Regions from separate parts of the Homo sapiens genome. Here region 1 is linked to region 2. Evidence: chromatin loops called from intact Hi-C (ENCODE). Cell type or tissue: dorsolateral prefrontal cortex. All regions are shown on one strand.

Region 1 (2,500 bases), 200 kb before region 2:
AAAGAAAGCGTGTGATTGACATGAGGCTGGGCATGTGGGACAGCTGGAGTTCCCATCACTCATGTCAATCTTCCCATAGGCTTGGGGCTAGGGATTTTCAAGGATAGTTTGTTGGGCAGGGGGCTACGGAATGGGTGCTGCTGGCTGGTTGGGGCTGCCGGCTGGTTGGGGCTGCCATCACAGGGGTGTGGAAAATGGTCCTCCTGAGCTGCATCTGTCTCTGGATGAGGCCCCAGGACCAGTTGAGTCATGAGTCATGAGTCCAAGTGGAGTTGGCTCGTAGGCAGAAATGCAAAAGTCTGAAAAGTAATCTCAAAAGGCCAACCTTAGGTTCTACAAAAATGGTATTATTTACAGAAGTCATTGGGGAAGTTACAAATCTCGTGACCTCTAGAACAATGGCTGGTGATCATCAAACTACGCCTGCATCTTAGCAGAGTTCAGGCCCCACTCATAATCCTGCAGACCCATATGAATTTGCCACTGCTAACAGGCTAGCCTGTGTAACTTCCCACCTCTCTCCCAGCCCTGCTCTGTGTTTTATGGACCAGGTCTCTTGGCACCAGGTGCTTATTGAAAATGCAGACTCCAGAACCCACTCCAGGACTCCCGAATCACAGAATTTTCACAAGCTCCCTAGGTGAGTACTGTGTACACGGAAGTCTGAGAAGCACCGTCCTAAGTTGGGTGGTCTTGCACTGGCATGAGAAACAGAGTCCTGTTTTCTTACAACCACCCCCTGCCAACCCCAGTACAGGAGTGTGCAGCCCCACGGAGGCCCCACGAGCTGTCCTCTCCTCATGCCTATAACCTCTTTTCACAGCTCCTTTTCATCCGCCCATTCCCATCCAGCATGGGAGTGGAGCCAGGCACAGAAGACCTCTGCTGCTTCCTCTCCTGTGCCCCGTAGACGAGCTCCTTGTGCCTGCTTAGGGCCCACACTGTCCTCTTCGCTGGGCTTCCTGCCTCGCTCAACCTGAACATTTTAGTCATCCTCAAGAGGTGACTTGACCCTCACTCTGCTCTAGTTCTCATCCGCCCATTAGACCTGAGGCAGGCACGTTTTCTTCTACTCTTTATACCCCGAGTTCTTTGCTAACTGAGCACACAGGACATGGATGCTGGTTGAGGAAGGAGTGGGATGTCATCACAGACCCCGGACAGGAGGGATATTTCCACCAGGGTGCAGTATTTCACACTGATTCATGGATATGAGTGGGTTGCTTTATAAATTCCTCCATTAGCTCAACTATTTCCAAAGGAAAAAGTGAAAACAGATCTGGAAGATGTTATAACATCGTCTAATAACGGGGGTGGGAAAATGGCATGGAAATTTAGATATTAACATGGATTTGTATTCTTTTCTCCTATAAACTCTAAGACTGCATTTGAGACAATAAGCCATTTCTGTGTTAAGGATTGTAAAACACTACATGGCATCTCATTGGCTTTCATCATGTCTGTACTTAAAACAAAACTATTGGCCGGGCACGGTGGCTCATGTCTGTAATCCCAGCACTTTGGGAAGCTGAGGCGGGTGGATCCCTTGAGGTCAGGAGTTCAAGACCAGCCTGGCCAACATGGTGAAACCTCATCTCTACCAAAACTATAAAAATTAGCTAGGCGTGGTGGTGGGCACCTGTAATTCCAGCTACTCAGGATGCCGAGGCAGGAGAATTGCTTGAACCCAGGAGGTGGAGTTTGCAGTGAGCCCAGATCACGCCACTGCACTCCAGCCTGGGTGACAAGAGTGAGACTCCATCCCCCCGACCAAAAAAAGAAAAAAAAAACTATTTATCAAAACTACCTCGATGGAACTTTTCATGTAATTCAAAACTTGAACATCAGATGTTCCCTGCCTCTTTAATAAGGAGTGGAATCATTGCCGAGAAGATGCAAACAGGATCAGAAACAAGCGGAATCTGTCAGGATGCTCAGCAGCAGGTGTGGGAGGCATGAGGGGCACTGCGCCTGTATCTTCACTCCTCACCCGGCTTCAGAGTTGACGTCAAGCTCTGAAAAAGGGAGCTCCATCTGTGATATCCACCAAGTCCAACCATCAGCAAAGCCTAAATGTGTGCCACTGCTCCTCCTCCTTGTTTTCAGACCTCCTCATTTCCTAACAGCTCCTCCTCTCCTGCCTCTCCTCCAGCCACAGTGGACTCCTCGCTGGCCATGGGCATGCCGGGGGCTCCAGCTCTCTGGGCTGCTTGTCCCTCAGTGATCTGGAAGTCTGATCTCCTCACTGTTGTGGATTGAATTGTGTCTCAGTAAAGATGGGTTAAAGTCCTGGCTCCCCTGCCTGTGAATGAGAGCTTATTTAGAAATAGAGTCTTTGCAGATGTCATCAAATTGAGATGAGGCCATTAGGGTAGGACCTAACCCAAGAGGATCGGTGTCCCTCAGAAGAGGAGAAGACAGAGACACACAGGGAAGATGCTGCATGGAGACAGGTCGGAGGCTGGAGAAGCAGCTGTGAGCCAGGGAGCACTGGGGCGTC
Region 2 (2,500 bases):
TGGATATCCTCAGAAATATCTGGGAGGATCCTGGATTTCCCACATGCAAAGATAGGGGATCAGGTCCAGAAGGCACAGCTGTGCTCAGGGTGCCTGTGTTTTGTGAACTAACTCAACAACGGACAGCGCGAGATACACAGAGCCACACTGTGGCTGGGAGCCTGGCCGCCGTCTTCCTGATCCCTGGGGCCGATGGCCAGAAGGGCTTTCTTACCAGGTGCTTCCCAGGAGCCTGGGAGGAGGTGACGCTGAGCACAGACACCACATCCTGCAGCCGTCCTTGGTCCCGTCTCAGCAGGCATTCCCAACAGAGACCCCACCGAGAGCTGCTGGGAAGGCAAGGAGATGTGGGTCATCGTCATCAGCTAAATGGAGGGTGGCATTCTGCTTCTACCATCCAGCCAGTGCCACAGATCAAAGAGAAATAAGCTCGGCAATTTTCCTGCCATCATTTTGTTTTGAGATAAGGAAATTATCCACAATCCAATTATGAGGTGTAATGTCACATTCTTTTTTTTTTTTTTTTTGAGTCGGGGGGGACACGGTCTCACTCTCTTGCCCAGGCTGGAATGCAGTGGCACAATCTCAGTTCGCTGTCACCTTGACCTCCTGGGCTCAAGCAGTTCTCCCACCTTGGCCTCCAAAGTAGCTAGAACTAAGCAATCCATCCACCTTGGCCTCCCAAAGTGCTGGAATTACAGGCATGAGCCACTGCACCCAGCCCATAATGTTGCATTCTAATGTGATAACAAATTGAGTCAAAGTGTGTCCATTTCCTCCAAATTTGTTTGGAACAAAGAAAGTCTTTCATAACTTGGTCATATTAGATATTTGTAAAATACAGTTTTGATGAACACAACCCTTAGTGGCCCTTAACGGAAGTACTTGTGGCTGACAACAAACTCAACATCCCTGGGAATTTTGCTCAAAGAGTTGCCACAGTGCCAGGATGAGTTTAGGGGAATGCCATGCTGGCCACGCCTGCTCACCTCTGTCCATTCCACTGATAAAGGGCCAAGTCCAAAGGATTCCTGCCTTCTGTAGCTGAAATCTAAAAATGGAAACGCTCTGTGTGAGTCAGCATCAGATGTACAATTGGGATGTGTTCGCACAGCCGCTTCATTCCGGCCTGAGAACAAGAGCACTTTGTTTCCTGTTTGCTAAGGAGGTCAAGGTCCCCTGGCCGTCTGCGTGTGGGTTTCCCTGTCTCAGACAACTGTGCTGTGAAAGTTTCTTCAGTGCATGATACTGGCCCCCCTCCTGCCTCTGGACAGAAGCCTGTCATTATTGTCACCGGTGAGGAGACATTTGTCCCCCATCACGCATGAGGGACGGAGAAGAGAACTCCTGGCATTCCACAGGGGATGGAGGGATGGGGGTGCAGAGCCACCCGCTGGCCCTCAGCCCTGACTCCCAGCCTCTGAAAAACAACTCTACGACAAATCCTCCTTCTGAGCCTCCACTCAGTGTGCACATGAGTGGCTCCTGTCAGCGGGAGCTCCATGGGAAGCTTCTAAATACGGAAAAAGTGGAAATGGCATGTTGCCATGCAAATGTGGCCCCACTAGACGTTTGTCCCAAAATGGAGCATCCTAGAGTACCCATTCTTCATCTCTGCCTTGGGAAGATGTTCGCCCAAGCGCTTGCTTGATTTGCAGATAGAAACGTTGTCCCCACTCTTGTGTGCAGTTCAAAGACTTCACACTTGACAACTGAGAGTCCACCAAAGGGAGAAGTCGGACCAGCCCCCAGCCAAACACGGGAGAAAATAAGGACTTAGGAAAACCAGCACTGAGGCCTGGAGGCCTGGAGCTCCAAGGGGCAGGTCCCATGAGCATCCCGTTCCACGTGGTTTTCACCAGCTTAAGTCCCATCATTGGCACATTCCTTTCTGAAAAAAAAAAAAATCAATTTTCATGGCAGCTAAAGCACGATGCATAGTTCAGGATTCTGTGTCCATCCAATGCTAGCTGCAGATCCAAGCCCGAGTCCCCTCCCTTCGGTGTTGAACATCCACACTGCGCTGGAATGTGGTCAGCAGCGTTCACAGTTGTATCTTTAAATGAATCTTGTTTCTGGCACTCAGGAGTTCATGTCCAGGAGGGCTCTGATGGGAGTCAACTCCATCTAGGAAAAGTAGAAACACCTGAAACATAGTACTTTGCAAATTTTAAAAAGAAAAGACATACCTGTATTAATCCATTCTTGTGTTGCTATAAAGAAATACCTGAGACTGGGTAATTTATAGAGAAAAAAGGTTTGATTAGCTCATGGTTCTGCAGGCTGTACAGGATGCATGACTGGGGAGGTCTCAGGAAACTTATAATCATGGTGGAAGGCAAAGGGGAAGCAGGCACATCTTCGCATGGTGGAGCAGGAAGAAGAGAGGGAGTGAAGGGGGAGGTGCTACACACTTTCAAATAACCAAATCTCCTGACTCACTATCACGAGAACAGCAAGGGGGGGAATCTGCCCCCATGATCCAATCACCTCCCTGCAG

Evidence for each region. Hi-C counts contacts between places; a loop is a spot of excess contacts. Peaks named below come from ENCODE experiments on the same cell type or tissue, not always from the same donor. Only the 100,000 strongest peaks of a DNase experiment are listed, where the experiment ranks them.
Region 1: a loop joins it to region 2, with 3 times the contacts of the local background. A loop is called at or near these places in 9 of 110 quality-filtered maps.

The regions. Positions count from the first base shown.
Region 1 is chr6:167,484,593-167,487,092 of GRCh38, forward strand. LOC105378128 (a long non-coding RNA gene) reads left to right here. Exons shown (of 3, transcript XR_943267.2): 2 at 527-640. Among named protein-coding and RNA genes, the nearest start is that of TTLL2, 160 kb to the left of the region's middle. In dorsolateral prefrontal cortex, CTCF peaks have their summits at 1,196 (motif pointing right) and 1,396; no DNase peak of the experiment used is centred here.
Region 2 is chr6:167,682,119-167,684,618 of GRCh38, forward strand. LINC02487 (long intergenic non-protein coding RNA 2487) reads right to left here. Exons shown (of 7, transcript NR_117092.2): 4 at 1,602-2,127; 5 at 990-1,051; 6 at 215-329. The region is part of intron 1 of LOC124901465 (a long non-coding RNA gene); the gene reads left to right. Among named protein-coding and RNA genes, the nearest start is that of LINC02538, 4.1 kb to the left of the region's middle. In dorsolateral prefrontal cortex, a CTCF peak has its summit at 965; DNase peaks (open chromatin) are centred at 169 and 1,153; H3K4me3 peaks cover 381 bases; H3K27ac peaks cover 2,389 bases.